Linked DNA regions of Homo sapiens: all the other regions are linked to region 2. A link is an interaction called in ENCODE POLR2A ChIA-PET data of the cell type or tissue named here. Cell type or tissue: OCI-LY7. All regions are shown on one strand.

Evidence for each region. ChIA-PET counts read pairs that join two places held together with the same protein. Peaks named below come from ENCODE experiments on the same cell type or tissue, not always from the same donor. Only the 100,000 strongest peaks of a DNase experiment are listed, where the experiment ranks them.
Region 1: POLR2A ChIA-PET joins it to region 2 with 12 read pairs; 2 of 35 experiments call an interaction of 5 or more read pairs at or near these places.
Region 3: POLR2A ChIA-PET joins it to region 2 with 25 read pairs; 4 of 35 experiments call an interaction of 5 or more read pairs at or near these places.

Annotation. Positions count from the first base shown.
Region 1 is chr9:9,936,812-9,944,811 of GRCh38, reverse strand. It overlaps PTPRD (protein tyrosine phosphatase receptor type D), which reads left to right. Exons shown (of 46, transcript NM_002839.4): 5 at 6,202-6,305. Among named protein-coding and RNA genes, the nearest start is that of PTPRD, 670 kb to the left of the region's middle. In OCI-LY7, CTCF peaks have their summits at 1,621 and 1,827 (motif pointing right); a DNase peak (open chromatin) is centred at 1,801.
Region 2 is chr9:9,785,511-9,793,510 of GRCh38, reverse strand. All of the region lies in intron 5 of PTPRD (protein tyrosine phosphatase receptor type D), which reads left to right. Among named protein-coding and RNA genes, the nearest start is that of PTPRD, 820 kb to the left of the region's middle. In OCI-LY7, CTCF peaks have their summits at 1,463, 1,662 (motif pointing right), 2,843 and 3,046; DNase peaks (open chromatin) are centred at 840, 1,180, 1,660 and 3,090; H3K4me3 peaks cover 1,095 bases; H3K27ac peaks cover 2,821 bases.
Region 3 is chr9:9,608,385-9,616,384 of GRCh38, reverse strand. All of the region lies in intron 7 of PTPRD (protein tyrosine phosphatase receptor type D), which reads left to right. Among named protein-coding and RNA genes, the nearest start is that of PTPRD-AS1, 750 kb to the right of the region's middle. In OCI-LY7, no CTCF peak of the experiment used is centred here; DNase peaks (open chromatin) are centred at 1,114 and 3,954; H3K4me3 peaks cover 442 bases; H3K27ac peaks cover 2,358 bases.

The sequences.
Region 1 (8,000 bases), 150 kb before region 2:
AATGTCTCCAGTTTTTAAAATAACTTACTCAAATTTAGATTATGTGTCTCCTCATTACCCTGACCTACTCTCCTCATGTCTTTCCCTCATTCAATCCACTGGAAAAAAAAAAGCTGGATTTCTTGCTGTTTTTAAGCAATCTATGTATGCTCTCTTCTTAGACTTTGCTCTTCATGTGGCCTATTCTTGGAATACTCTTCACCCAGTTATACACATGCCTGACTCCCTTTTTTCCTTCAGGTCTTCACTCAAATGTTGCCTTAGTAAGAATTTACCTCATTCCCATATTAAAAAAATCTTTTTATTAATCTTTTTATTAATCTTATTTAATTTTTGTACTCTCTACTATAATTAAAGCTTCATATGGAGAAAGAAATGTGTGTGCATTTTATTTGTACTCCTGTATTTTAAGTGCCAGCCTTAGTGCTAGCACATAGTAGATACTCAAAAAATGTTTATGGAAATAATGAATAAATGTTGTATCGAGTTGTCAGCTGCACACTGGATACCTTACTACTCCTCAAATAGGTGGACTGAGACAGATTGTTATAAGTAGATATCTACTATAGGTTGTTAAGGAGTTTTGTAGTGATTGACATCTGTGAAAGAGAAGGGAACAAAGCAAGAATGGGCAAACAGGAAAGATGAGCTGCAATGCAATCTCAACAAAGGCTTCAGCCAACGTCACTGGAAGGTTTTCTGTCTTGTGACTAACAGGCTAAGCCTTTCTCCTCTGTATTTACCAGTCGTTGGGCTCATTTAAAAGAAAAGAAGACTAAAGCCTTGAGTTTTCCAACTTTTAGATACTCTGACATGAAGATAAAAATCAAGAAAAAGTAAAATGGAGCTGTTAATGAAATATGTAGGAAGATATATTTAGTGAGACATTGGTGAAGGAGCATGGACAGCTTAGGGCAATTTGCAGATTGGGATGAGAGCTGGGGCTAGCAGTCCAGCAGCACTCCCAGCAGCTTGGAAAAAAAGAATCCTTTAATCCTGAAAAAGGATTTTTCAGTTGTCTACTGTACTTACCAAGCATGCTATGGGTTTAAGGCTGTTTCTACTTCCTAGAAGGCTCTTCCTCTAGAGAACTGCACAATTAGCTTCTGTACCTCCTTCAAATTCTTATTCAGATGTTGCTTTCTTGAAATGACTACACTTTTATTTTAAACTAAAATATCGCCATCTAACAGCCACAAACCCACAGCTTCTAATATCTTCTAATATAGCATATTATTTGCTTAATTACATGTTCGCTATTCATTGTCTCCTCCAACTAGAAGATATGTTCCATGAAGACAGTAATTTTTGTTGATTTGTTCAATAACATAATTGACAAATACTTAGAACACTACACATAGTATTTCAAATATTTTGGGAATGAATGAATGAATGAATTTCAAACTTCTTACTGACCTGACGTTGTGATACATTGAATACTAAAAATTCCAGAGAGTGATGATAGCCCTTTTAATCTGACTACTGTACAGGGGAAAATGAAGCAGAGCCTGACTGCCTAGAATAAACCTCCACTGCAGCCCTCTGACAAAATATTCCAAGGCCATCTTTTGTAACAACTAGGAAGGAGATGAATCCTGCCTATTAGGATATCTAACAAGTTCCAGGTACTAATCTGGTTCTTTAAGGGTTAAAACAGATCTAATATGTCTTCATTTTGAGTTTGATTGTACTACGATATTGTCTCAGGACCAAGGAGACTTGGGTAGGCTAACAGCCTATGTAAGACTGACATCCAGCTATATCCACTATCAGCTTTTGCCCCGAGTTAGTGCAGGGAAGATGCAATGGAGCAGAATGCCACCAGAGGGCACTGTGGCACCGCTTTGTGATTTTCAGTTTTCATATATGGGATTGCAAGAAAAGCTTGGGACAAAAGCTTTAAAAAAAAAAAAAAACAACTCAGAGCAATGTTTTGCTGACGTAGTTAATGGCTTTCATTCATTTTGAAAATGTATAGGATGATAAAGAATGTTATAAATTGCAACTTGGATAAAAAATGGCAAAGCTATTAACAAATTTCACAGAAAAATACACACAAATGTCTTTAAATATTATGAAAACATGCTCAAACTACCTTATAATTTTTTAAATGCTAATTAAAATAGCATTGATATAAAACTTTTCACCTGTAAGATTTGCAAAATTGTAGAAGTCGGCCCACCCAAGCAATCTTGTAGATTGTCGGTAGAAGCACAAATTAGTTTGATTCTCAAGGAAGGAAATTGGGCACTATATCTGATAGTTACAGATTCATTTGCCCCTTGACCTTCCTACACATACTTATAGAAATCTATTCTACAGATGTACATCTTATATACAAATTGATGCATAAATAGTAATTTATTATAAACTCTTTAATAGGTAAAGGGGTTTTTTAAATCGTTTTGGGGAGAGTGCTGGTTAAATTATGGTATATCAGTAAAATAGAAAAACATAAAGCTGAAAATAATGAAGATGATGAAGATGCTTTTTATTTACTGATATAATGCCCACCTAACTTTAAGTGAAAAATGTAAGACCCATAATATTGGTAAATCATTGAATTTTTTTAAAGGAGGTGGAGAATAAGAATATATGTATGGTTGTATTCGTTTGTATTTCCAGAAGGAAATTTTGCAAAGACACACAGATGCCAATCAATGTGGTTTTGGTGAGGGTGGGAAATGGGAAGCATGGAGGCAAGTGTGAGAGTAATATTTTGTCCTGTGTACTATTTCCTGTGGCTTAGATTCATGATTCACAGGAATTCATTACCTAGTCACAAAATGGAATAAATGTTTTAACAATTGTGGGGTAGAACTTTTGGCTGGGCTTTCAGAAAATGTTGGAGATTCAACTCTTTATTTTAAATCATTCAAATACATTAGATATACACAGAAGTATTTGTTGTCATAGTTAGCTAATAACTACTGATTTTTCTTCTGGAAATCAATCAATTGTAGTGCTTTTGGCAACCTTGGAATGAATGACATGAATTTTCCAGCAAGGCTTCCCAGAGAAAAGTTACAAAAGTGACTGGAGTTTCCTTTGGGACCTCTTCTTCAGAGTTGTTCTACTCTCCACCATGCACCAGTTGTCACAGGCCGATCTGTCCTTTGGGAAAAGAGGATTGAAGTTACTGAACCCTTTCCTTACATTGTGACAAATTTATTATAGATATACACATTTGGCTGGGCTCAGTGGCTCACGCCAGTAATCCTAGCACTTTGGGAGGCTGAGGCCGGTGGATCACTTGATGTCAGGAGTTCAAGAACAGCCTGGCCAATACGGCGAAACTCCATCTCTACTAAAAATACAAAAATTACCCAGGCGTGGTGCTGGGTTCCTGTAATCCCAGCTACTTGGGAGGCTTAGGCAGGAGAATCACTTGAACCCAAGAGGCAGAAATTGCAGCGAGCTGAGATCATGCCACTGCCCTTCAGCCTGGGCATCAGAGTGAGACTGTCTAAAATAAGATACACATATTTCTTCATTCACTTAATGTTTATTGAATATTAAGAACCTGGCTGTGAACCACCTTTTGAGCATACAAATCTGTCAGACATAGCTTTTCCCTTCCCTCATAGTCATATAGGAAGCCAGGCATGATCTAAATCAAGCTTGTCCATCCTGTAGCCCACAGGCAGCATGCGGCCCAGGACGGCTTTGAATGTAGCCCAACACAAATTCACAAATTTTCTTAAAACATGAGAAAACATGAGATTTTTTTGGAATTTTCTTTTTCTCATCAGCTGTCATTAGTGTTAGTGTATCTTATGTGTAGCCCAAGACAACTCTTTTTTTTTCTGGTGTGGCCCAGGGAAGCCAAAAGCTTGCCCACCCCCAGGTCTAAGTGATTTGTGGAGAGCTGTGTGCCATGGAAGAACAAGAAGGGAATGGTCACCTTTTCTTGATTAAAAAGCTGGAGAAAGCCTTCAGATCATATCTCATAGATTGTAAAATATGAGCAAGAGTTTTCTAGGCAAATCAGGGTTGAAATGTAGGAAGAGAAATCATTCTTAAGCGGAGGGAACAACCCTTACGAAAGTGCAGAAGTTTGAAAATACATGATCAATTAGAACAAGTGGTGAAGAGCTCAGCATGACTGGAGCATATATGTGTTTGTTGATTTATTTTTGTATTTCAACAGGAGAGCTGTTGACACTTTTGTTAATATTATAGCCTCCAGGTATGCTATGCGATTTAATTTAACAAAACTCAGAAGAATGTATTATCTCTGTTGTACAGATAATGATATCAAGATTTATAAAAGTTATCGGTCTAGAATTATACATCTAGGTAGAGATAGGACTCAAATCTAATTTCAAACCCCATTAAGTATGCATAAGAGTGTTAGCTGGATCTCTTCCGTTTTTCCTTTAGACTCACTCTTTCTTTCCTATCCTATTCCCCTGGCAACTAGCCTGATGGAGTTCATTGACAGGCTCCAAAGCACTCAGGCTTCCAGTGAGGTTTGTCCCATAGGTAGTCTAGTCAAGAAACCAGAGGTAAGGGAGAAGATGAGCGGGGTTTATCCTTTATCCTCAGACTTCCATCTGTGCTGCCATCTTACGCTACCTGTGACTCCCAAACCAAGATCATTGCTCCTCTCCAAGAGGCCCACTATATATCTGACTCTTAGATGTCAGTAACTGCTCACTCCCCTCATCCCTGCAAGTCTAGAGATGGTATCAACTCCATCATACCTTCCTTGTGGTTTCCCCACATACAGCCCACACTTTTATAAATGAGTTCTTTATTAAGCTCTACTCAAGTTACCCTAATTTGAAAGTGCCATCTGTTTTCACCTGGCACAAGATCCATATTCAGGAAGTTATTATCTAAGTGAGAACTGATGAAAGTTTATTGTGGCAGTAGCAGAAGAAATGAAGGTGATAAAGTGGATTCCAGAATGATCTGAGATTAAAAAGGGCTACAAGGAGAGAATGATATTTGCTCTTAAGGTTTGATTTACATTAAGCAATTCTGGTGGGACTTTCTTGAGCCCTTCACATCGTACTGCATAGAAAAAACTCTTAAGCTAAATGAGTATTAGCAAGATGAGACAAAATAAGTGGTTCCAAGCTTGACACCAGAAGACAGATTTCACTGCATTTACCAAAATACAGGGAGCCACATGATTCATTCACAGAGGGTGTTACCAGGCATCAGGTGATGATCCAAGCAAGCAATTAATACCAAGTAGGTACAACAAGAGGTAAATGGGTACTCTGGCAGTTAGATCAAGAAATAGGTTTTATTGACCTGGTCAATCCTGGTTTTGAAGATTCAGATAAGCAGTGAGCATCAAAAAGGAGGTCACCAAATTGCAGGATCTTCATCATGAATTCAGTTCAGCAACAAACTCCAAATCTTGGGGAGGCAGACATAGACAAATCAAAGACTGCACAAGCCACAAGAAGACTGCTACAGTGCTGCATCTCTTGCATTTTTAGAGTTCCTTACAACCACCCAGTTGTCTACCAAACTGGAGCAAGGCTAAAATACTAAAGGTCAGTAGCTCTATTTGTGTGCAGTACAAGACCCTACCTGGCACATTCCATTCATACAGGAGCCCTGCTCTATGGTTTTCGTCAAGCCTATAATTTTTATCATGAGGTCAAGCGGTCTATTTCCATAGTAGCAACACTCTGGTGCGTTTGAGAAAACATCAGTGTTCTTTATCAGTGTCTCTCAAGTTGAGAAATACAAAAGAGCATAGGCATAAAACTAATGCAATTGCATTATCACATTCTGTTTCCTACTGAGATTCCTTTTCATGGTTAAAAAAAAAAAAAGGAATTCAGAAAATGAATTATTTTCAACATCAGCTTCTCTCTGGAGTTTAAAAATGTATTTTGATTTACTGTTTCCAAGGACACTATATGGAAAATGGCTTCTTAAATTAACGCATCAATTACTTATACCAAATGGATAGGAATGATTGTGCTCAAGTAATAAATAACCTTTTATAAGGAAGATTTTATAGGAGATAAAATATAGATGGTCCCTTTGACTTATACAGGTGCTATATTAATCCCTCAGATGTAAATTATAGAGGTGAAGAGTTTATACTTCTTTCCTTTGTGTTGAGCATTCTGATAAATGAGTGTCTAATGTGACAGGAAAAGATAACATAATGAATATCTTATTGTGCTTCAAGGAACATGAAGAAATGACTGACACTATGTTTTGTTCCAGGTGGAAAATAAAAGGCAAGCAGTTCCTGGCCCGTGATATTCCAGTTAGAGGTGTCTGACTGACAGCATGTTGGCACCGAGGGAAGCGATGGGCTTCGGCTCCAGGTGAGTTCAGTATGACTGGGTATGCTAGTTTCCCATGACACAAGATGTGTATTTTTTGGACTTCTATCTACAGAATTAATGATGTAACTCCATCAACCCTTTTACGCTTTCAAAATACGAAAACACTGCATTTCTTTAAAATAGTATAATTTTAAAATTCGATAGTGTCTTTAGGTCAATGCATATACTTTTTAATCCACCTAATTTCAAGTTGTAGAACAGGTAACTATGAATGGATTTCTTTCTGAACTGAGGATCAAAATATCTGAGCTAGAAGTAGAGTAAATGCTAGAACCTCATAAGACTGAAAGCTGTTTGTAGTAGTGATCCAGAGTGGGAAACCAGAGTTATCATTAAGCATTTCAACTGACACATTGTTCAGTGCCACCTTACTGGTAATCACCTGAGGGCCGAGTAACCCTTCAGGACCTCAGGTTTTGTCATTTCCAGAGTTAGGCAATAAGGGCAAGCAGATAATCCAATAACTCAAAAGACTCCTCGATTACCAGTCTTAAAATTACAAGAGGTAAGATCTCTGCCTCCAATTCCAGTTATGATCCACTCTGAGTCTGTACCTTCAGAAATCCATAGCCAGAATATATTAATCACATCATGTAGAAACATTAATATGAAACTTTGGTAAACTGAATAGAATAACAGTTTAGGGAATGAAATATATGTATTATACAGCTTATTTTTTTAAATGATTTTCATACACTGTAAGAACTACATGGTGGGCCTACACATAACTTATGGGTAATTCACATGCAATCTGTCTTCCACAGTTTCAAAGAATAGTAAAGAAGATAAACTCATCAACAGTACTAGGACAAATGCTATAAAATAGATACAAGAAACATGTAATAAGTATTTGGTCTATTTATGAAATACCTCAACAATCCCTCCTCCATAGCAATTCTGTATCTTGTGATTTAATGTGAGTAAATAATTAGGAATATCTGAAAATATTTAAACAGAATTATGTTTTTATAGTCATAAATAGCCCAAATATATACTTGTATAAAATTTATAAAATATTTTTTCTAATAGTAAAATTCTATGGAACTATTTTTTTTTTTTATTTATCTATGGAACTATTAAAACACATGCTTGAGAAAAAATACTTCTGACATGAAAGAAGGAGCAGGCATATATTTAAATTTTAGAAATTGGATTAAAATGTCTTTATAAGATAACTTTTATGTGTATATAGAGAAAAAAGATAAAAGAGACCAATATAGTAATTTATTTTTTATTTTTTATTTTTTATTTTTTTTTATTATTTTACTTTAAGTTTTAGGGTACATGTGCACATTGTGCAGGTTAGTTACATATGTATACATGTGCCATGCTGGTGCGCTGCACCCATTAACTCATCATCTAGCATTAGGTATATCTCCCAGTGCTATCCCTCCCCCTTCCCCCAACCCAACAACAGTCCCCAGAGTGTGATGTTCCCCTTCCTGTGTCCATGTGATCTCATTGTTCAATTCCCACCTATGAGTGAGAATATGTGGGGTTTGGTTTTTTGTTCTTGTGATAGTTTACTGAGAATGATGATTTCCAATTACATCCATGTCCCTACAAAGGACATGAACTCATCATTTTTTATGGCTGCATAGTATTCCATGGTGTATATGTGCCACATTTTCTTAATCCAGTCTATCATTGTTGGACATTTGGGTTGGTTCCAAG
Region 2 (8,000 bases):
TATCTATCTGTCCGTCCATCCATCCATTTGTCTATCTACTTATATTGATAACATATACATATGTGTGGGCATTTTAATACATTTACTTCTACTTTGCTGCTGATAATAGAAGATCATGAGTTTGACCAAGTAGGAGTTTTACTTTTGTTTCTGGATATGAAAAAAGATTATGTCTTCGTAATTGGAAGAAAACAAAACAACTCAGAGAAATGGATCAAATGGCACGTTTTATAGATACATCCATTTTATTCATAGTAAAGCTATGGGATGATAAAATTTCCATTCAATTGGCATCTATCAACTTATGATAATAGCAATTTTTGTGAATATAGGAGACTAAAAATAATTTTGTCATGGCAAAATAATGGAATTTCAGGTCCTGTATTTTAGTAAACAAATAGTAATCAACCATCTAGGTATGGTACAATTCACATCCATATCCATTCACACACAGTATCCAGAAGTTACAAGGTCATTTTTGTGCCTACAATAAATGGGCCAATTTTGCCATTTAAATTTGGTATATGCTCTCAGAGGTGTTGATTATTCAAAATACCTGTTTGCCCAAGTCTATTAAGCTTAAAAACTCCATTTTAATACCCCTTAAATTTAGACCATGTTTATATGACAAATGTTTCAGAGTTACTTATAAACACCATTAAATTTCATCACTAATTACAAATAACAGGATTGAAATTAACACCTGTCCCAGCTGCTTTAGATTTTGGATTGCTCTTAATAAACAGTTGAGAAAATCCTCTGTTGCTAAACATTTACTGGGGCCATTTGCATTCTGATTTTCAATGAGCTATTATGATTTATACTCTCATATAGTCATCTGAAAATAGCACAGAGCTTGAAGCCACTGAGTGTACTTCCTCATTTGAATTTGAAGCAATGTATGTAATATCTTACATTTTAAAATCAGTTTTCAGTGTGAGACATAAATTTATCTCCTAAAATTGTTCTATTTTTTCCTCCAGGGCTACTAGGAGAAGAATGCCAGTGGGGTAAATGGGAATTTTCACACATACAAAAATTGAACATCATTAGGTTACACTAATGTACAAAAAAAGAGTGCTATAAGTCTTAATGATCACTTAAAATGAAAAAGCTCTTAAAGATAGATGAAACTCTCGCTTCCTTCTACCCTTCCTTTGTGGCCCTTGGCCTGCACTATAGGTGCTGGCAGAGTTTTCAAATGAAATAAGACAGTTAAATTGGCAAGTGGTTCAGTGCTACCTGAAACAGCATTAAATAACATGCAGTACTAATATTAACAGGAACTGTGGATTTGGAAAAGTTTCACACTCACTGAGGGAAGGGTGGTCATCTTGCTGCCACACTGAAAAGCTGTGAAAAAAATAAAGAGTAATGTGATTTTTTTAAAAAGTGTCAGAAAATCTCACTGGCCTCCAAATCATGGGATAAAACATTTTTTTTAATCCTTGGAGTCCCATTCGATTATAATATTTAAAATGATAAGACTTAAGTTTTTATTTGCTTTAGGACTTCAGGACAACAGAACTCTAGATGCAGTGCTCTAATTATTCAAATATGTGTCCTTAGTAGACATAAAAAAAAATTCAAGGTACATCAAGATGCATTTTAAAATAAAGCTTCTAAGCATAAGAAAATTCTTACAAGATAACCAGAAGATGGCAGCATGGCTGCTATTTAGAAATTGGATAGCTTATAACTTCCCATAAGCAAAAAATGATTTCTCGATTTTTGTAAATAGTATACTATTTCCAATCAAAAAAAGTCTCAATATAGGAAACATAATTAAAAGGAAAGACTGTTGGTAAGATCTAAATGATAGCTTGACCAAAACAAAATTACAAAGAAACAAAAATGGATTCTTCCTCCCTGCAAATAATGTAAAAGAAAGATGAAAGGAAGAAAGACAGAGAATGCCAAGGCTCTTAAAAATGTGCTTTCAGAACATGTTAAATAAGCTTGATAGAGAAACTTATCATCAGGGGTGATAGAACCCATTATAAGAAAGAGACTCTTTTATGATTCCACACAAGATGAGCCCTGATATTGAAATAACCAATTAATTCCATCTAGGCCATTAGAAAAGAATTAAAGGTCGTTATTATAATTGCACAGGTTCAAAACAAACTTCTTACATTTACCATCTTTTAAAGTCTATTTCAGCTTAAAAAAAACATGATTCTATGATCTTATGAATTTCTTAAAGAACAAACGTGTGCAGTTAACAAATAATTCCAGAACACCTTTTTCATTTTTAAAGGTATAATCCGATTTTAGCTAACACAATTAACTGAGGATATAACTAAACTAAAATCTTTTAAAACCAGCTGAGAATCCCCTTAATGATGGCTATATGCAGCATAACAAAAAGACAGTGGGAAAAAATATTTTATAGTTCCTAAAAAAAATCTGTAACAAAATTTTACTAGAGTAGAAATTTTAAGGAAAATCCTTTAATGCATTCTACTATAAGCTGTTAAAACACAGTGCATTTATCTATTACGTTTTCTGGTTCATTATATATATTTATGATATGTACTGAACCATCTGTCTTCCAAGATGCCATAGGACCTGTTCAAACTGAACTAGTTACCATACTTGTTATAAGGCTAGTTTGGGTTTTTACATGTACTTGTATATTAGTGTAGATCCATTCATTTATTCAAAATATATTTATTGCCTATTGTCATACTTGGTCCCATTCTAGGCAACTACTGAAACACATTACAAGTTTTGAAGAGATTCATTAGACAATTTTAATATGAAAATAGCCAAAAATATAAGAACTGAATTTGACAGACAAACATTTGTGTGAATGTCTAATTTCAAGCTAACATAATTATTGATATACATTAAGTCCTTGTTATTTTTCTTTGTTATGGATTTAATAATTGATCAAAACTTATATTTATACCTATTAAACTAGTATTGAGTTCATAGGAAGAAAATATCTATAAATGAGATTGTTTAATTAGCAACAGAATAACTTACAAAACATTTGAGATAAAGCCACTGAAATCAGGCAGAAGGGAATTGATTTATTCTCCTCTCCACCTGCAGTGGGCAGCAAAGCCTTAGTTAGGTTTTAAGATTTCATAGAGAAAACAATAAGCAGGGAAGCAAACCAACTGGTGACACAGTGGACAGGTGTCATTCTCAAGCCCCTGGGGAAGGTGGCTTTCAGCGGCAGGAAACAAATTAGATGATGAGGAGGATAAACATTTTATAAAATTCTTTGCCATATTTTTTCTCATTTAAGAAAAATTGTCCAATGTCCAAGACAATACATCAAGAAAACAAAACAAACATTCACTTTTTAAGGCTATGAAACTCGAGACTTGGGTACATTAAATCTGAGGATGGAGAGCTAACGAATAGTACAGTCTAGATTCCCAGCCAGATATTCCCACCTCTACATTAAAATTAGAGGAAATTGGGACCAGATTAGAAAGAGGTTCTGGCCTGCTAAGATCATCTTTGATCCCATGAAGTTAAGAAATTATGTGTGTTCTTTTAGTTGTTTCACAAAGATAAATAAAATATTTGCTCAAATGATTAACCTCTGTTTTTGAAGACCTGAATATAATTGAAGTTCATCCAGAGAATTTATGAGAGATTTCAGTAGCTACAATGTTTACCTTAAGTTTGATTTGCACTTGTCCTGATAAATTACGACTCGATTTAATTTTTTTTTTTTTTTTTTTTTTTTTTTTTGAGACAGAGTTTGGCTCTGTTGCCCAGGCTGGAGTGCAGTGGCGCAATCTCGGCTCACTGCAAGCTCTGCCTCCCAGGTTCACGCCATTCTCCTTCCTCAGCCTCCTGTGTAGCTGGGACTACAGGCGCCCACCACCACGCCCAGCTAAGTTTTTGTATTTTTAGTAGGGACGGGGTTTCATCGTGTTAGCCAGGATAGTCTTGATCTCCTGATCTCCTGATCCGCCCGCCTCGGCCTCCCAAAGTGCTGGGATTACAGGCGTGAGCCACCGCACCTGGCCGATTTAAAAGTTTTAATCACCTAGGGAATATGTCGATTATCTCCCCCTCAGTAGAGTGTCTTGGCCTGTGAACAGGGAAAAATAGTGCAGAATAAAATATTTTGGAGCAAGTAATTTATTGTTTGAGTTTATTTATATTCTGTGAACTTCTTATGTGACATCCAGTGCACTTCCCAAGCTTGAATAGTTACGCACTGAAAATCTCATACGCTACGGGAACTTGCCTATAGGCCAAGGCATTCCGCTTGATGATGCTTACCTTGGATGTATATTAATGCTTTCTCCACCAAAGTTAGAGCCTGGTTTCTGAAACGTTTTAACATGTAATTCCTATTTAGAAAAATATATAGGCATACAAATATAAATATCAACTCAAAGTAGACTACAATAAATACTATGTATGGAAAGGCAAAAAATGTTATAAGATCCCTCCAGATGTCCATGTAGCCAGCCAGAAAATATTTAAACATGTATAATGTGTCAGGTAGGCTGATAGGTGATGAAATATAGACATAAACTTAATGAAGGACTTTGAATCAATTTTTGAAAGTGTTAGAGAGGCACCGGAAACTTGTGAGTAAAGCGATAACTAAAGCAGAGGGTTCTTTTAGTTGTTTCCACTTTAGATCTAATTTTGACCCTAGATGAAGACCATGAAAGAAGAGTTAGATAGTTGTTTAAACACTTCACTGATTATTGCATGTCAACTTCATGCAGAAAAAAAAAATATTCTTTAAAATATGGCCAGATTTGGTTATCACATTTCCTAAAATGTTATAACCACCTGGAGCTCACCTGGTGGCTATTTGGGCTTTTCTTTTTACTTCTCCCCCTTTAAACATTTTTTTCTTTTGTATCAGATTAATATTATATACTGTGTCTACGGGATTTAAATAAAATCCATTACCACCCCTTAGAAAGCTGTTTTAGTTTTCTTTTTTTTTTCTTTCTTTTTTTTTTTTTTGAGACGGAGCTTCTCACTGTTGCCCAGGCTGGAGTGCCGTGGCCCGATCTCGGCTCACTGCAAGCTCTGCCTCCCGGGTTCATGCCATTCTCCTGCCTCAGCCTCCCCAGCAGCTGGGACTACAGGCGCCTGCCACCATGCCCGGGTAATTTTTTTGTATTTTTAGTAGGGACGGGGTTTCACCGTGTTAGTCAGGATGGTCTCGATCTCCTGACTTCGTGATCCACCCACCTCGGCCTCCCAAAGTGCTGGGATTACAGGTGTGAGTCACCGCGCCCGGCCAGAGAGCTATTTTTATATCTTTTTTCATGGCATCCTTTTGTGAAAGAAAATTTGACTAGGAGCTTGTCCTCTGTACATTCATATGTGTATAAAACAATAAAAGGAAAGAAACATTTTTAGAAAAATTATAACTTCATGATTTATTTGTATTTCCCAAGTGTCTACTGATTGTAAAAGTGGTATACAGGCTGGGCGCGATGGCTCACGCCTGTAATCCCAGCACTTTGGGAGGCCGAGGTGGGGTGGATCACCTTAAGTCGGGAGTTTGAGGCCAGCCTGGTCAAAATGGCAAAATCCTGTCTTTACTAAAAACACAAAAAATTAGCCAGGCATGGTGGCAGGCGCCTGTAGTCCCAGCTACTTAGGAGGCTAAGGCAGGAGAATCTCTTGAACCTGGGAGGTGGAGGTTGCAGTGAGCCGAGATCACGCCATTGCACTCCAGCCTGGGAGACAGAGCAAGACACTGTCTCAAATAATAATAATAATAATAATAATAAATAAAAAATTGATATACGTTGTTCAGATTCAAATTTTTCTACTGTTTGTCATTTCTTTTGTGTCTTTAATCTTTCTCAGGTCTCTGACCTTTTGTAGTAGCATTATTTTATCCTCTTTTCCTTTATCCACCTTATTGGGTGTCCCAAATCCCTTTTACCTGGTATGTTTTTCTCCATTCCTCAATCTTCTTTTTCTTTTTCTGAAATCTTATTTTACCCTTCCTTTGCTTTATGAAATGATGTATTTAGGAGAGTATATTAGTTAAACTGTGACAAAAGAAAATTGACAGAAAAAAAGTAACATTAATTAAATTTTGGACTGTAAAGGATTTGGCCTTTTTTTTTTTTTTTTACATAGTTGACATAAACACTTCCTGAATCTTGATACATATTTGTCAATGCGTTATATGTCATCATATATCATAAACCAATTGGACCTTTACCTGGAAGCTGACAAAGATTTTGAGCTTGGTGAGGTAGCACTCTCTACCACCCAACTATTTTACTACTGAGAGTGTCACTGTTGTGTAGTACTGTTTGTTCTTTTTTTTTTAATGAAATATTTTATAAAATCTAGTTAAATGAGAAATAAAATTGATTTTTAAACATTTTTATGTATTTTTTTTTTATTAAATTGAGATGGAATTTCACTCTGTCGCCCAGGCTGGAGTGTAGTGGTGCGATCTCAGATCACTGCAACCTCCGCTGCCCGGGTTCAAGCAATTATCATGCTTCAGACTTCCAAGTAGTTGGGACTTCAGGCGCACACCACCACACAAGCTAATTTTTTTGAATCTTTAGTAGAGATGGGGTTTCGCCCTTTTGGCCAGGCTGGTCTCAAAACTCCTGATCCACCTGCCTCGGCCTCCCAAAGTGCTGGGAAGACAGATGTAAGCCACTGTGCCCAGCCAATTTTATAAGTAAAAATATGAAGTTAATAAAAATTAGTATTAAGATGGGAATCTCTAGAGTGCAACTTACCTGCAAGTGATTTTTTTTTATTATACTTTAAGTTCTAGGGTACATGTGCACAACATGCAGGTTTGTTACGTATGTGTACATGTGCCATGTTGGTGTGCTGCACCCATTAACTGATCATTTACATTAGTGTGGCGATTCCTCAAGGATCGAGATCTAGAAATACCATTTGACCCAGCCACCTGCAAGTGATTTTAAAGTACTCCTCGTCTTGCTTCTACCAGCAAGGGAATGTCCACTGTGATTTACTTCTGTGCCTATAACATTCTGTTGTGTTTCTCACATGCTGTTTTCAGTATTAGCATTTATGGTACAAAATGCTGATTATGTGGTAATTTATTTTACTCTTATGCTTATATGACCTCATACCATTATATACAAATCTATTACAGTAAAATTCTTCAGGTTCTTGATACTCTCTCGATGCTAATAAAGTTTTCCACCATGAATATAACCATGAAATGCATGCAAATGTATCAATAATTCTCAAAATAGTTTTAACTTATAATGGGTTAGAGTAGGCATAGAAGATGTAAATTTTTCTAGTTTTCATTAGTTTATGCAGGTAAATGTAATCATCTTACAGCTGCTTCAGTGCATGGCAAATAATGGCAATCAATAAATGCTTGTCTTGAATTTGATGAAATACTCTAATAGACATGAAAAATTTTTAGGTTAGGTAAATATAATAATAGAAAACAGGCTTAGGCCATTGGTTTGTATTATTGATAATGAAATATGGAGAAGTAATATATTCTCATCATTGTATTTGGAGAAAAAACCAGGATAGTGAATAATTATAACATTAGCAAAGTGGTAATAAATAACTTAGTGGTTACAAAGAAAATGTTGGAGCATGTTGCCTTCATTTCATCATGACCTACTTGAAGCATTGGCTTTGAATTTTTTTTGAATAATTATTGACTAGCAGGAATTGTGCAAAAATGGTACCTTTTGTATGTACCCCATATCCAGCTTCCCCTAATGTTAACAACTGACATAGCCATTGTAAAATTTATTTGTACAATTGTATAATTAACACTGGTACTATAATATTAATTAATATGAGACATTATTGGAATTTTACTAGTTTTTCAACAAATATTCTTTTTCTGTTCCAGCACCCAAATTACTATGTCGAATTGCATTTAAATGCTCCATTTCCTTAGTTTCTGCTGATCTGTGACCATTGCTAAATCTCTCTTTATCTTTCATTATCTTGAAACATTTTATGAGTACCATTTAGTTGTTTTGCGGAATGCCTCTCACTTTGGTTTATGTAAT
Region 3 (8,000 bases), 180 kb after region 2:
AAACTTACAGGAACAGTAACAGGCAAAGGAGAAACTTCTCTTGTAGGCTTGCCAGATTTAGCAAATAAAAACACAGGGCATGGAGTTAAATTCGAATTTTAGGTAAACAAAAAATAATTTTGGGGGGTGTCACTGTATTACTTGGGATATACTTATAAAAAAGAAAATCATCATTTCATTTGAAATTTAAATGTAACGAGACCTCTGTATGTTATCGGACAATATACTCTTCTGAAGCGTGTCTTTCTTTCTTATGAGCCTGTATATTACCGTATCAATTTGGCAGAACCAGGAAAGCTCAGAAGGTAAAGACCATGTCCTATATAAGCACTACAGGCTAATGCATTCTAGAAACGTTTTGATTTCTATTTGGATAATAAACCTTTAAAAATATTACGTTCATTAGTCATTATAGAAATAAAATGGAGTTTTCTTGGACAGTTAAGTTTTGGGATGGTTACAAAATAGAGAGTAGTTATACACACAGCCATCCTATTGAGAGAGGACTTGTTTTGAAGCCCAACTCTATCACTTGGCTCTGAGTACATTTTCTAAGTTTAAGGCTTAGTTACTTCATCTGTAAAATGTGGATTATAATACTCACTTTATAAGATTTTTTGTCAGGATTAAATTAGATAATGTTTGTAAAGAGCCTGGCACAAAGGTAATTCACACTAAGTAGTAGCCCTTATGATAGCAAAATGATCTCCAGAACAATTTTCACTTCTAATTATAGAAAGCCAATCTAGCAGTCTGGATCCAACTAGGAGATAGAAACCATACAGTAGGTTAAAGAGGGAGTACTTTAATGAACAAACAAACAAACAAACTATGGTAAATGTAGCTATAAGATAGAAGGAAATTTTATATGGCAACCTAAGCAGACAACCCTTGATCCAAGGAAGGACAAATAGGGAAGACTTCCCTTGGAGAAGACATGGTTTGGTAATGGAGAGCAGAGATGTTTACTGGTTTGGCCGGGCTGGAGCTGTCTGGTGCTGCTTCACAAACACGCCACCCTTTATAGTGCAGTGCCAGCAGGTGAGGAGCAACAGATCAGCGCCTGGTGGCCGGTGTGAAGTGCAAGGTAGTCCAGGTGCTGGTGGAGGTGGAAGGTTTTCAGAGCCTGCACCTGGCAGGAGGAGCAACTACTTGGTGTTGTGAGCCTCTGGGACGCAGGTGGTTGAGTGCAGGCCAGCTAGGCAGGGCTTGCCCAGGGAGTCCAAGGTGTCTGTGGAAATATTGCCAGGTCAAGGCAACAAGGTCACAAAAGGACAAGTATTGAGCCAGTGGCTGCTGGGACATTATCTATTAGATATTCTTACACCCACGTTGCTGACCCTTCTGGCCTGGGCTGGAAATTGCAGGAAGCCCCTTCCTCCTGCAATTTCTCCCCAGTGCCTTCTACTGAGAAAGCTTAACATCACCTTCACTTTAAGGAGAAATGCTTAAACAAATTCTGTTGATTATTATATTGAAGGGTGCATTGGGAGCTGAGGCAATAAATTGGTAAGTGACACAGCAGATATGCCTAACGAATGCAGAGATAATCTAGAAATCACCCCACCACAAAAATGTGTTCAAATACTGTGTTCTGCTCTACAGCTTTTTCAGTTCTGTGTTTTTTGATATGAAAAATTGGCATATATAGGTATAAGGTTACTTTAGTTCATAATTTAAATATGAATATCTATCAGCATCATGATAGCTATGCATATACTGCAAAATAATTTGAAGAATTACAAAATAGCACATCAAAGAGATGCTACGGTCTATTGAATCAAAACTCCAGTTTTTGAAAGCTGCCTAAACATAATTTACCTTTCTGGTGTCAGTTTAAAATTTGCACAATAGACCATGATAACTTCTGAAGATCTCATGTAAATAATGATCCATTTAATATGTTTTGCAAAGAAATATATTTTAAACAGTCTTTTACATTGCATTGATATATTGTGAGAGGGCTTATTTTTTCCTCATTTAAAAAAATGTTTCTCAGAGAAAATAATAAAAGAAAAATTACTATGCTGATCATGATGCCAGGGAAAAAGTAAGAATCTTTGCAAATATGAAGTTAGTTGAACTGCTGAGAATTGCTTTATTATAGCAAAGTGACATGGTATTTGAATGTATCACACTGGTAATCAGGTCAGCATTGATCCACAAAGATCTAAAATTAACCACTTTGTAATCTCTGGCAATCATAAACTTTCCTTCCTCTAATTTCTTTATCTATAATTATAAATATATGTATATTATATATTTATACACACATACGTATATACATGTTTTTAGCAACAATTGATTATTTATTATATGCCAGACACTGTACTGAGTACATTGTATTTTCATCACACTTCTATTATGACAACATGTGAAGAAGGTATTATTGATGAGGACCGTGAGGAGACTGTAACAGAGCATCATTTCAAAAGCTGAACAGCTGGGATTTGAAGAGTTATCTGTCTGTCTCCAAAACTCCCATTGATTTTAGGCATGTTTCTAAATCTAGGTTAAAGTAGAGATTTATATTTTATTATTAGAAGTGTTATCCAGAGCACTGCTTCTCAAATTTTCACGTGCCCACAAGTCACCCGAGGATCTCTATAAAATACAGGCTCCTAGTAGACTAGGGGGTGGGCCTGAGATTCTAACAAGCTGTCACTTGGTGCCCATGCTACTAGTCCATGAACCATACTTACTGTAGAAATGAGTAAGAGAAAAATGTGATTGGAAAAGACCGATATATTAGTGAGATCCAAATAAACTTAAGATTTCAGCTGTTCAACTTAATAGAAAAACTAAAGAGATCAATGAAGGATATGCTTTGTAACTTCTTGGCTCTAAAAGAAGAAGGGAGAATTTGGGAGATCCTTCTGTAAACATCATGAAGAAACTCACAACAAGGGCAAGAATGTATCAAAAGTAGATGGCAAAAAGAACAGAATGCTTATCTATCTATCACACCCAGGGACAATGATCGTGAAGGCAATTATCATTAGAACTCAAGCCAATGTCTTTCTCAAGATAGCTGAATGCTTAAAACACTAATGTGATAATTTAATAACTGATTGAATGACGTTTTTTAGATTTATCATTAATTATGTTCATTATCAATGTAATCGAAAAGTTTTAATATTTAAATTGTTTATATTTGTTAAATGATTTCACAGTTTTCAAAATTATTCCACATGCTTCATATGATGCAATCATATATATATATATATATATATATATATATATATATATGTATGTATGTATACTGCAGCCTAGCTATTATATGTATGGTCCCTGAACCAGCAGCATCAGCATCATGAGACTTTGTTCAGAAGGCGAAGCTTAGGCCCCAGCCCTACCCTAAATCTATATTTTAACAATATCAGCAGTGGCTTCATATGTACAATAAAGTTTGAGAACCACCGGTCTACAGAAGTGTGATTTTAAAACTAGAACTGGCCATGTAAATACCCTAGAAAATATCTCAGTATTGTTTTTCAAAACTATATTTAAACAAAATATGTTCTTAAAAATAGATGAAGTTCTGAATATGTAATCACACACTAGCAATATTTCCCTTGACAGCAAAGTGTTTCTTATATCAACATGAATCAAAATAGTCCAAGCAGAGGCTGCTCTTGAAGAATTATGTATCTCCTTTTTTTTTCTTTTGGCTCTCAAATTTGTTTTTCTTATATTCCTTTTTTTTCAAAGATTGTAGTGAAAAATTACAATAATTACTATCTTAGGATAATTGGCTGATGCTGACCACAGGTTATGATTCCATCAGCATCTCAATTTTTGAAGTGGAAGGAAAGAAAGAAAACAGGAACGCAGATCATGAGAGAGGAAAAACCACTTCCTTAATTTTGCTGTCTACTTGCCCTTTGAGTTTTTATATGCACACCTGCACTCTGGCCTCAGCAAAACAACAGGTGCAAACTGCAGATGGAGCCTATCACAGTTGCAGACAGACACATCTGCTGCTAGTTACATGATTCTGAATTTGAAATATGCCCAGCAGCAACCAGATTTGTGTCGTGGGGTGGCAGGGCAGAGGGCTTCTGTGAACAGTAAGCATACTCACAAGCTGTACTATTCGCATCTGAGAACTCAGTCAAGACCACCTTTCTAACTTCATTTCAGAAGCTTCAGTACTGTTTTTTTTATTCCCCCTACAGATAGGTATAATGAAACATCTTTCCACAAATAAAAAAAGAAAAAAGGAACTTAATGTAAATATGTACTCAATTTTATTACACAATTTTCTATATTCATTTACATATATTTTCATTATATATAGATAAAATTTATCAAAATAGCAGATAAATTATGTCTCTCAAAGCTGAAAATTTAAAATATATTGATAGTCATGTTAAATTATTTTTTCTAATTTTACACTAAAAAATATCTGATATATTTAAATTCTTGTGAAAGTATATAAAGTGTCTGTCAAGTCTTATGTATATGAAATTACTACAGGAGATTTTGTTCATGCCAGTTCAAAGTGCGTATGAGAGAGAGAATGAGCATAGCTTTATTATTTGAAACATAATTACATTTTTATGTGTAACATAAACCAGGAATTAATATTCCATACTTTAACCATATCAACACTAATATTTTTACTGTTAAATACTTCTACATCAGTCAATAAATATACATGTGTCATCAGACTATATATAAATATATATACATACATATGTCAATGATTGTACAATGGATACACACGTGGGTGTGTGTGTGTGTTCTGAAACTATGGATGACCAATATAATATGAATAACATTATTTAGCATGAAAATATATATGACTATGTTTATAGTCATATACAGATTAGATACATCCAAATGTTTTATACATCAGATTCTATGTTAAATTTTTAGAATAACAGTATTTCCAATTAAAGATGATGTTATTGACATATACAAAAATATTCAGCACTATCAGTAATTAAATAATTACGAATCAAAACAATTATATACTATTTATTTTTCTTGCAAAATTTGAAAAAAAATTTATAATGGTCAGCATCAATGCTCTTCATTCACTGCTGGTGGAGATATGTGTATGGCATATAGCAAAAACATATTAAATCATTTGCGTATTTTGATCTAGATTTTCCAATTCTGTTATTTATATGTCATCATTAAATAATCAGATGCTACTGGCTTTATGTGCAGAGATGTTCACTGAAGCATTTTGATGACAGTGATAATTTGAAGACAACCTAAATATTCAACAGAAGGAATTATGGTACATCATGTAGCCATATTAAAAGGTATTGTATTTGTACATTAAATGATAGAGGACGATGTTTACAATATGATGTTAAAAGAGAGAATTACACACAAAATTAAGGGTACAATAGAAGACTAATTTTGAAATTACATATTCAATCAATGTGTTGAGTGCCTAATTGCTTGTTTTTGCCAATCACTGTTCTAGGTGCTTGGACATACTGGTCAGTGAAATGGTAGCCCCTGGTCTTCATGTGGGTTGTTTTAGCAGAAATAAAACTGGAAACGAAAGTTCAAAACTTTTACTAATAAATATTGTTGATAAAATTACAGATGATTTTTGTTTTCTTATTTTTACCTTTGTCTATCCTCCAATCACCTACAATGAGAATGAATTACTTTTATGATTAAAAAAAGGTAATCAGAACAATAATTATACTAGTTAAAATGCTGCTTAACCAATACTGTCTTCATAAATCTCAGATAATTGTCATCTTTCATCCTTCTCAAGTTTTCAAACATCCCCTGTAGACCTTAAAGTTTAGACAATATTTGTAAAATAATATTTCACTTTCCCCCATCTATTCCAAGGTAGCATACTGGTCTCACTAATTTGTCCTAAAAAAATTCAATGAAAATATAATTAATTGCAATTAATGTGTAAATATGAATCCTTGCTCCTAGAATTGGTTACCCTAGCATGATTTAGCACATTTCTAAGTGATTATCAATCCGTTGATATTATTGCTTTGCTAGTGCAAATGTAGTCTTAATTCTCTTTATAATATAACTCAATACTAATTTACCTACAACTGTGTGATCTAATTTTGTTATTTAACTAAATCTTGTTTATATTTTCATACGGCATTTTTTTGAAAATATGTTTAATGGCTGCATAATGTTGTAGTTGTTCAAGGACTGAGTGGGTAATTATCCTCATTTTCATCGTGGCTCTTATTACGTTGAAATACGCTACATTATAAAAGCCTTTCGAAAGATTCCTAACGTATTTCTACTGGTTTATAGCTGATTGTCAGAGCTTGGCACATCTTTATTTCTATGTCAGTAGTCCCCCAAGCCAAAATGTCTACGGAATCCAGACTACTAACATAAATGAGAGGAGAAGGCTGGAAAGAAGGGACCCACCAGGCATTTGGTAAATATATGCCATGAGTAGAAGGGGCCGCCGATATTCATCTTCACATAATTTTGCCAATCAGGAGTATTAGCCTAAATGTTCTTATTTTTTTATAAATTAGTTATCTACTTTTTAAATGTACATTTTCACAGTGTTTTTTACACGCTGAATTGACAAAACACAACCCACCAGCCTAACAGGATTTGGTTTTCCCACAGGGAGAGTTCAAGCTTATGAAAGTTCACATTGTGCCAGGTGCGGTGTCTCACACCTGTGATCCCAGCGCTTTGGGAGGACAAGGCGGGTGGATCACTTAAGGTTGGGAGATCCAGACCAGCCTGGCCAACATGGGGAAACCCCATCTCTACTAAAAATACAAAAATTAGCCAGGTGTGGTGGCGTACATCTGTAATCCCAGCTACTCGGGAGGCTGAGGCACGAGAATTGCTTGAACCTGGGAGGCAGAGGTTGCAGTGAACCAAGATTGCACCACTGCACTCTACCCTGGGCTACAGAGCGAGACTCTGTCCCAAAAACAAACAACGACAACAAAAAACACCTTCACATTGTTACTTGATATACATCTCTTCTTCCCAAAGTTTCTTTTGTCTGTGCTTCTGTTTTTTTGTTTTGTTTTTGTTTTTTTAAGGTAGCATGGGAAATGTTTAAAGAAAGATTCCAAATTTCTAGGTATGTATATAGAAACAACCTCAGACTGAATTGTTGTCGGGTTTATTGATGATCAATCAGATGATTCTATTTTAGGTTCATCATTTTAAGTACATGCTGAGTTTTTAAATATTGGGCTTTTAAAATTTTCACTTAATAAATCAATGTAGATTCATAAATGTCAGGGATAATCACTACGAGAATATAGAAAAATTAAGTATATGTGCACAAATTGTAAGTCCAATTTCTTCACTTCTTAAGCAATATAGACTCACAGATCTATATTTCATTTTTTAAAGAAAATTCAATACATAATACATTTTGAATTTGAGAAATTGGGTATAATCACAATACTCTAGCAGTTTGCAAGTAGACAGGAAAAATAAAGAATCAGAACAAAGGGAAGTAGTATTTTTCCCTCCGAATAAAGAATAAACAATAAATGAAGTGTTGGAGACTGCATATGAAAGGCAATGAGTCAGGAAAGAAGGTAATTCTTAGAAGTAATGTACAGAATAATCGACCAAGGAATCAAGCAAACCCTGCTAAATCTAACTCTTAATAAAGAGCTGGTCAAGAAATCATGAAGCAAGTTAAGTGCCTTTAGCTTGTGTGCCACAGCTGTCACTTGAGGACTGGGTAGAAATTCTGAGTAGGTGCAGAGACAAAAAACATAAATTGTAAGGATTCTATGCCAGAATGAAGCAGTGTTTGATCATCTCCACAACCTCAAGGATGACATTTTGTTCTTCTACATGTCTACCTTCTATTCACTAAATAGTTGGTTAGAGGTGGGGCCAATTAGTCTTCTGGAAAATATGCCCCTGGCATAAAGGACCATTGGTTACTTTATGCGGGAGAAAAGTATTTAGAGAAATAATGTTTTACCTGAGGAGTCACTCAGCTTTTTAAGAATAGAAATTTTCCCTTACTGGACAGCCTAGATTTAAAAACTTTT